2 separate regions of the Homo sapiens genome follow, and region 1 is linked to region 2. The links are chromatin contacts, found by Hi-C or POLR2A ChIA-PET in ENCODE. All regions are on one chromosome and are shown on one strand. Each heading gives the region's core, a stretch centred on a gene start or an enhancer-like site at or near the end of the contact. The rest is flanking DNA. Distances are from core to core; before and after follow the strand shown.

Region 1 (4,503 bases), core at 1,452-3,951, 150 kb after region 2:
TGTAAAGTGGCTAAGCTGGGATTTGAATTCAGGTCTGCCTGACAGCTAAATCTGTTCTCATTATTACTATTGCTTCTATAATCACTAATTACATTAATTTAGTGTCTACTATCTTCTATGTGCCAGATAAGTGTTAAGTGACTTATATTCATTATCTCACACTGAACCACAACCCCACAAGGGAGTTTATTATTCTTACAGAGTTGCAAGGCAGAAGAATTTGAAGTTTTTGGATTATTGCATGCTATAAGTAGGTTTCTTTCATACATTTATGAAACTGGTGCCTTGCTACATGTATACATATGAATGTCAGCCATCAAAGAAAATGGTAGCTTAGGATGAATGCTGTAGAATGGCCCTGTCTACTGAAGGCCAAATGTATCAGAATGAATCTATTCCATGTAGACAAATGAAATTTTTTTATAAACCTTCTGATTATTTGTAATCAGAGCCAGGAAAGAGACAGTGGTTTATGACCCAGAACTAATGAGGCTTGAAATACTTTTTCAATAGTTAAAAAATATATAGTGATATTCTTTAAAAAGTTAATATTCTTGTTGTATCACTTTTAAAAGAATTATAATATCAATATCATTAGGTTTTAACTTTTATATTTTCTGGTTTTCTACATAAAAGTACTCTTGTATAGTCTTATTATGTTTCTAGACATAACAACTATTTCAATTCTGCTTAACAGAGATTTCTAGCCAATAAAGGGTGCCAGACATGAGTCTGGTCCCAGGGAATCGCTGTGGATTAAGACTCAGTCTCTGGTCTGGAGGAGTTTACCCCAGAACCCTCTGTCCATTTTTAAACACTTCCCGTCTGGGGCCAAGATTCCTCTATCTCCAGTCACCTTGCATGCTGACTGGCTGCATAACAACTATTTTAAACTTAGTCTTTGGAAGGAGTTTAACCTTCATTTAGTAGAAGGAGATAATACTTTGTTTTCCTCTGGCTTTGATATGTATCTTCCATAGTTAGAATTCCTATTAATGTTTTAGGTTCTGCTTCGCCAGAGTGAAAACAAGGGCCTGTCTTCAAGCAGGTTAAGACCTAATGATACACTAAGTGTTTAAAAGAATTCTTTTCTTTAAAACCTCTCAAAAATGAAGCAAAGTGAGGGCTGGGAAACAACAGGCACACAAGGGACTTGATAATGATCTTGAAATTTGTGAAGGGTTATTGTACAAATGAGGATTCAGAAGCAGTGATATTTTTCAACTGATAGTCCAACAAATAGTAAGTAAAACATTAAAAACAAAAAGTAAAAGGCCTTTTATTTCAGCAGAATTCCAGAATTTGTAAAATTATAAGGCTCAGGAAATTTGAAAGATGCTGATACCTAAAGGAAGCTGAGACACAACTTTAAAAAATATTTCACTATGTGCATACAGCTTTCTGGAGAAACGGAACCGACCCATTTCTGAGGTCCCTCTATGGCAGCCTGTGCAAGGCACACAAACACCCCAAGATATTTTCTTATGGCCTGTATTTTATAAAAGAGAAAACAGAGACTCAAAGATATTAACTTGTCCAAAGTCATGCAACTAGTGAGTGGCAGAATAGGAATTCAAACCCAGCTTTGACTCCAGAGCCTGCACTCTTCCCATTAGATCATTCTACATCCTTTTTTGGGATGGTTTAGTTGCCAACTGGGGATAAAATAAATGGTCTTTTGAAATTCTTTCCATTGCCTGGATTCTATTCTCCCTTATTTGATCCCAATATTGGCCTTAACACTGTTTAGCAATTTGTTATACTGAGAACATGGGTTAGGAAACAATACAATTTGATGAGTTTAATGTAAATTGTTTTCAAACTTAAGTTCTCACTCTTACTAGGTCACAAAATCTCAGTGAGAAGGCACCTCAGAGTTCATCCGGTACAAGTCAAGTCCAGTGTGTAATTCAATCTGTCTTTCTCCTGTCTTTCAGCAAATATTTAGTAGCACTATGCGTTAAGCAGTGTATATACAGCAGTGAGTAACACAGACCAGCCCCTGCTATCATGAAGCCTTTTCCTTGTTGCCGCTGCTCTCTTCTGCATTTTATAGCTGCTCATTCGGTGGAGTAGGATAGACTCTAGCTAATAAAGGAAAGAGAAAAGGCCAAACCATTTCAAAGACTCTCTTTTACATAGCTTATTAAGAACCCCCTGTTGAATGGTTGACATCTAAGGCAGTAATTGGGTACATAAAATTCGATCTTAGTGCTTTGCCCTTAGTCTGTGGTCTTATTAGCGAGTTTAAATGCATTTTCCCCATGTGGCTTAAAGATTGTTAAAGATCTAGAAATACTTTTTGACTCGTCTGAGCAGACAGGAAGACAGATGGACTTAGAGAGTAATGGTTGGCAAGAACATGCTGTTAGTAGCTTGATTTGAAGGTGGTTCTGAGAAGGATCTTAGAGATTTCAGTGGGTGTCTGAGACAGGATTTACTTAGAAAGGGAAAAAGAAAGTGACTGTAGAGACAGCCCAGGGAGTATGACATCACTGCAGGAGCAGAGTGGGAAGGCCGGGAAGAATAGTGTGAAATAACACCTACCAAAACATACGCCAGAAGACAGGCAAAGCCCCCATGCAAGAATGCCACTTGTTGCCTAAAGCACCCTGTGCATTTTGTTACTTTGCCTCCGTGTAGATCTGTCTTATTTTGTCTTGTGTGTGGTTAGTGATACACTGATCTCTCTCCCTCCGTAAGAATGAAAGTGAGTCAGAGCAGGGAACCGTGGCTTAGTCATCTTGGAATACCCCAGTACCTTGCTCACTGTCTCTTAGACAGAGTGGGCGGCCCAATAGGATAGAGGATCTAGAACTTTTTGATTGGGTAAAAGGCCTATACTTAGCAATAGTTTTTGAATAATAAATGAAGTTAGGGAGAAAAAAGCAGAAACGTGTCCTGTTCCAAGCAAGCTTGGAGGGAAGAAAATAGAGCAGTTCAGAGTTGTTTTTATTCTTTCAGAAGTCACTAGCTAAAATTAAAGAGCATCAAAAGATGAAAGCAGGGGGCCATTTGCCTTGTTTTATCATAAGCAAAATCCTGATTTGTGGGGTTCGTTGCATATCCTGCTTCCCTAGGCCTACCCAGCCTGGAGTTAAAAACAGTAACCAAACAGAATTTGCTTTAGTTTGCCCCCAGTTTCCCCTACAAGAATTTCAGTTACCTTTGAATCTCTCCCTAATTGTTCTGGGAAGTCCAGGAGTTACTTCACTTGTATTCTCATCTTGGCCACCATCTGCCAGGAGCCACTTTCTTCTTCTCTGCTCAGCAGCTGAGAGGTTGCCAAGAAGCCAACAAGAGGCTTCTGATAAGTGTATGCAGGCATTAGGCATCCATTTTCAGTGTGCATTAAAGCCCACTGTTCTCCCACCCTCCATTGCAGATGTAGGCCCATATGATGACTTCTCAGTCCATCATTTCTTTCTGTACTACAGCATGCTCCAGTTCTTCTTGGTGAAAGACAGTATTGTTAGGTGGTCAAGAGTGTGGATTTTAAATTCAGAGAGATGTACATAGAATCCTGGATCTGCCATGTTTGAGCTATGTGTCCACAGGCAAGTTACACATCCCTTTTAAGCCTTAATTGGAGAAAATAATGACCATATCATTGGATCACTGTGATGATTGGATTAGATAATGTATGCAAAATGTTTACTAATTAGAAGAGCTCAATAAATGTTAATTATTTGTATTACTGCCATGAGTTACCTAGGTTACACAAAAGCACTTCTTTGTGCTCTCAATATCTAAAGATTTTTTGTAAAAACAGCTCTTAAAATTTAAAAAAAAATTTGTTTATGGAAATGAGGTCTTATATTACTCAGGCTGGTCACAAAGTCCTGGCCTCAAGTGATCCTCCTGCCTTGACCTCCCAAAGTGCTAGGATTACAGGTGTGAGCCCTCCAAGGAAACCAAATGGGGAATGATCTGAATGATAATGTTATTACCCAAATGATCCTCTCCTCCAACCCTATCCCACTGTCTTCAAATGTATTCCCCTCAAATCTGTTCTTATAATGAGCTATTTCCTAGTGAGATCTTGAGTACTTCATGCCAACAGAGCTCTGAAGGGTCCCCTACAGTGAATCTCCAGATGGGGCCAGGCATGTTTGAATGGTAGTATGAACACAGCTAAGATCTTTAACATCTAGGGAAAAATTTGGCAATAGCTAGATGGTAGGTGAAAATGTTAAGGAGGTAATGTAAAATAAGAAAAAAGGAAGAGAAATTCAAGTCCCCCAGGAAAGCAAGCCAAGACTCCATCATAGAGCATACTTTCTGGAAGTCAAAGGTTATCTTTTAATTTACATTTTCCCGCAGAAAATTAGTACATACAAGCAAAAAACCAAACAAATATGGCTTTACTGCATTCTGAGTAATATTCTTCAAAAAAATGCTGGCAGAAAAGCTGGGACGTGTTTTATGCCTTGGTCGGAAATGCGCATCATGATTCACCAGACACAATTCAATTCACTTTGAAATTATCCCCTCTTTTATGCC
Region 2 (4,674 bases), core at 1,600-4,099:
TTCATAGTCATACTTTACATGAAAGAGCTTTGTAAATAATTGGAAAATCTTTAACAAGCTTTGATTAATAATGCTGGCTTTAATTTTAACTTCATATTATTGTTTTCCAAATGATTTCCATAATAGAGACCATGGTGGATCTAAGCATGAGATTTTAAGTTCCTGCCTTTCAAAGGTGTGGCTAAAAACAAGGAGGATAGAAAACACTGTGTGCTGTCATGCCAAGCTCTCTGTGTAGGGACTTTATCTTCACCATTGCATTTCATCCTCAAAACAGCCCTGCAAGGTAAGTATCTGTATTTTATAGATGGGAAAAACTAAGATTCAGAAAGTTTACATAACTACAAATCTGGTAAGAACTAGAGCCGAGATCCATTTCCTGCTCTGTCTTTTCTCACAGTTGTTGCTACAAGGCCACTGAGCTGACTCACCACCCCGGGAGTCAGTGAAGGCTTCCCCGAGGAAGCAGTGTTTGAGCTGAGCCTTGAAACAGAAGTAAGAAGACTCCAGGTAAATGAGAATAGCAAGTGCATTTCAGGCAAAGGAAAGGAAGTGTGAATGAGCAGGTGTGCCCTGTGAACTAAAGATGGCTGTCCAGGGCAGAGCATGCATTTTACGAGGCTTGCAGGAGACCCAGTATTACAAGTAGGAGATTCAACAGGACCACCAATACTGGGCATGCAGGTGTCGCCATGCAACTGTAGAAACGGGAATGTCTGGTCTCCAAATTCTCATTGATCAGAGAAAATAAGAATGGGGTAATGAAATAATTTTTTCCTGAGGTGTATTCTTAACTTCCAACTAAATTTTCACTGCTGAATCTTCATAGCCAACACTGCACAAGTGTTATTGACACAGTGCATTGGACCCAGAGAATGGAAAAGATGCTAGGCTTTTTTTTTTTTTTTTTTTTTTTTTTTGAGACGGAGTCTCACTCTGTCGCCCAGGCTGGAGTGCAGTGGCGCGATCTCGGCTCACTGCAAGCTCCGCCTCCCGGGTTCACGCCATTCTCCTGCCTCAGCCTTCTGAGTAGCTGGGACAACAGGCCGCCACCACACCCGGCTAATTTTTTGTATTTTTTTAGTAGAGACGGGGTTTCACCGTGTTAGCCAGGATGGTCTCGATCTCCCGACCTTGTGATCCGCCCGCCTCGGCCTCCCAAAGTGCTGGGATTACAGGTGTGAGCCCCCACGCCCGGCCGCTGCCAGGCTTTTTGCCTTCTCCAGGCCGGCATATATTTGGTGCGCATTTAAATCTCCCTTAAACAAAGTGTAGAAAAAAAAGTGCTTTAACAAATTTGAATCAATATATCTTTCACCTGTGCAAGATCTATGAGAATAGAGACTGAAAGTTTTTTCATTATATTAATAAATCACTAGTGCTTAGCGTGAAATAGTTTCTTAATTCTTTTCAACAGATAAACAAATATGTAGATTTTGAAAACATCTTTTAAATTCCTATTAAATATCTCGTTTTAAAAATACATCTGAAATAAATCTTTCCCTACACATATTAAAAAACCTTTTTCTTTTGGGGTTTACAAGTAGTCTCTCCAAGGAACTGGGGCAAAGAAAATTCCAAGGAAGCTACACGTATTAGAAAAATCTTTGTGTTAGTTGAGAACTGTACCATGTAACTTTGTAAGACAATATTTTATTTAATTTTCTTAAACGTTGTTATAAAGGGATGTCACTATAGTGATACTGTTTTAGGTGGATATAATACTTACCTTTACCCTCTTTTTATTGATTTTTAAATATTACACACATTTTAATTAGTGGCAATTTTACAATAATGTGAGGCTCTTAGAAAAGTGTTCATTTTTGCTCATGAGAAATGGGAAATGTGTTGGAGTTTTGGAGTTCCAGTTCAAATAACTGAAGAAAAAAATATATGTATATATGTATATAGTGGCTTCAACTGCATACTTTAATCAGCTTAGGAACAGTTATCCCAAATTTCTTTCTTAACACATAGTATTATTCTTTCCAAAGTGACTAAAACTAAGAATTTTTGAATAACGTTTATTTCTGTGATAAAGTAATTATGTACAAGTTAGAAGTTATGCTAGGGGGCCTGGAAATTCTCGGACAGAAATTCTATTTTCTCATAATTTCATGGCTTTTAAATATGTCGCCATTGCATAGAGTTTTCACAGCAGCTGGTAGAGATGTAATATTAATTTTATTTGCCTAGGGAAGGGAAGGAAGTAGCTGGCCATTGTGTGTATGTGATGTAGTAGGGAAGACTAGGTTACTCTGAAGTAGTTTCGAGCATTAGTACCTTAGGTATTGCATTGAATTATTTAAGAAGGTGGGGAAAGTTCAGAAGAAAATGATTGGAATGATAGTACCAAAATTTCAGTGAGGTATGGTTAGTGGAATTAGAAATATTTATCCTGGACACCATAGGAGAATATAAAACTAGTTTCAAATATTTGGAGAGCTGACAAGTAGAAGATAAATTAAGGAATTGTTTGTATTGTCCTATGGCCTTGAGAAGAAGCTATATGGAGTCTTTTGCCTCAAAATGAGAAAAGCACAAAGATGTCCAAAGAGGCAAAGAGAATTCTCATTCAAGATGGCAGACACAGCACATATCTCCTTTCTACTTTAAATCTCATAGAAATGTCAGCAAAGAAGAACTAAGGGTAATAAATTAAAGACTACTCGGTACAGAAGAAAGGGCATCAGGAACTAGGGATATAGATAAGTTTCTTGAAAGTGGGAATACTTGGAATTGTATTAACAGCTTAAATCACATTCACAGGAGAAGGCTGCAGTAGAGGCTAGAGCTATTTTTCCTGGCAACAGACCCAGAGAGAAGCTCAACACTTGGAGTATGAAAGGAGAGTTGGAAAGAAATCAACTGTGGAATAACTGCGTGAGTCATAGTCCATGTTCTCCTTCCCTGCATCACATGCTCAGGCTAAAACCAGAGGACTAATATTTAAAATAATTGAATAGTCTTCGTGAGAAGGAGCCCTAGTTGGGGTGATGCCTCATCTGAGTAAACTTCTTCCCACTTTTGCTGGGAAGTGGGAGAAGTAGGGAGGGGGACCTCCAACCTCCTCTTCTTTCACTACAAGGTCTAAAGCAAAGGCTGCCAGTGACAGCCACTTGTGTAGACAAGAGAGAGCTGGACAAGGCCGAGCTATCTGCATTGAATGAGGTGACTTACCTCAGTTGTAGGTATGAATCTATAGCCAAGGATTATGAAAACCTGAAGAAAAATGAGGACAAAAGAGCAGGTTGAGAGAAAAAATACCCTGACTCTGGAGGAAATAGATAATTCAGGACATAGAAAATTCTTTATTCTATGTAGTATCCTCATGGAAACAAAGTCGAGAGAAAGCATTTTTAGTGCAAAATTAGATTGCTAAGAAAGAACAACTAAAACAAAATAAATAGTTATTAAAATGAAAAAGTAATTGTTAAAGTTAGAAATTCAAGGGAAGACCTGGGAGAAAAAGTTGAAGAAACTGCTCTAAATGTAGTGCAAAAAGATAAAGGATGGAAAATGTGGGAGAAAAGTGAAGAGATTAGAGAAGCATCCAAAGGGATGTTCAGAAAGAGACAAAACAAAGAATAAGAGAGAATTTTCCATAAGTGAGGAAATAGGACTTGAGATTGTAAGAACCCTAGAGAATGCAAAATAGGATGAATGAACAAACTTAGCCCAAGGCACATTCTTGTGACATTTTAGATATTGAGAATAAAGGGAAGAGTCTAAAAGCCAAAAGAATAGATTACTCAGTGAGAATCCAATTGGTATTAGATAGATCATCAGCAACTGTAAATGCTAAGAAAAACAAAACAAGAAGCATGCCTTCAAAATGTGTAAAATAAAGTTTTTTGAACCTAAAATTCTCTACTTAGCCAAACTATCAATCGATCAAGAGTGAGGCATTTTCAAGCATGCAAGAACTCAGACCATTTACCACCCACAGACTATTTCTGAAAGAATTACTGAAGCAAAACAAAAAAGAATCCAAGTAGGAGGAAGCCATGGCCTCTAAGGAACAGTGGATCTCACCCAAGATTGTAATGAAATATAATTCCAGGATGACAACCTTGAGGCAGGCCTAGAAAGCCATCAGTCTGAATTAGAACCAGAAGTCAGATGCTCTGTGAAGAATCTCTTTCAGGAGGACATGGATTTCTTCTATAAATTGAATGACTGAGAAGCTGAGTGGTCTTGTGACAAGGCAAAGGCATGGTAGGTCATTGTGATAAGGTATCATCCAAACACTCTCCAAACTGTGAAGTAATTTTCTTCTTCCAATAGCAAAGGTTTATTGACAAGAGTTACGTCTCCTCTATAGGCTCAAGGGCACAGCTGTGCTTGGTTCTGCAGTGAACAATGATCTCCCTACGAATATTATGAATGCTACTTTTCAGTTTTCAGTTTAAAAAATCAATTTATAGACAATGCATCAAAGATTAATTGTAGTTATAGGACAAGTGTGAAAACAATAGTACACTGGAATGGAGGTTAGGAGAGAGGGAAGGAGCAAAGGAACAAGATGTAATGATGTTGGATTCTTTTCATCAGAAATAAAAAGAATTAAGAGATATTGTGTCTACATTTGAGAAGTCAAAATAGGGTTTCAAGTATCTTATATAAATTTGTTAATTGTAGTGATATCACACTGAGGCACTATAACATAGTCGT

The links. Hi-C counts contacts between places; a loop is a spot of excess contacts on that map. ChIA-PET counts read pairs that join two places held with the same protein, here RNA polymerase II (POLR2A). Pooled maps may share reads with other maps.
Region 1: a map of sigmoid colon shows a loop between it and region 2 (2.4-fold over the local background). The contact joins two enhancer-like sites. A Hi-C loop is called at or near these places in 1 of 168 maps with a recorded cell type or tissue (sigmoid colon) and 13 of 50 pooled maps. POLR2A ChIA-PET finds 5 or more read pairs at or near these places in 1 of 52 experiments (WTC11).

What each region holds. Positions count from the first base shown.
Region 1 is chr12:67,825,535-67,830,037 of GRCh38, forward strand. No RefSeq gene overlaps it. Among named protein-coding and RNA genes, the nearest start is that of LINC02421, 98 kb to the left of the region's middle. RefSeq lists an enhancer at 2,200-3,399. Within about 2 kb of position 2,702, at least 15 of the 41 ENCODE cell types and tissues checked have a DNase peak (open chromatin) inside an H3K27ac peak, as active enhancers do.
Region 2 is chr12:67,678,463-67,683,136 of GRCh38, forward strand. LOC105369816 (a long non-coding RNA gene) reads left to right here. Exons shown (of 3, transcript XR_945052.3): 1 at 1-286; 2 at 401-510; 3 at 2,770-4,674. Among named protein-coding and RNA genes, the nearest start is that of DYRK2, 32 kb to the left of the region's middle. Within about 2 kb of position 2,850, at least 5 of the 41 ENCODE cell types and tissues checked have a DNase peak (open chromatin) inside an H3K27ac peak, as active enhancers do.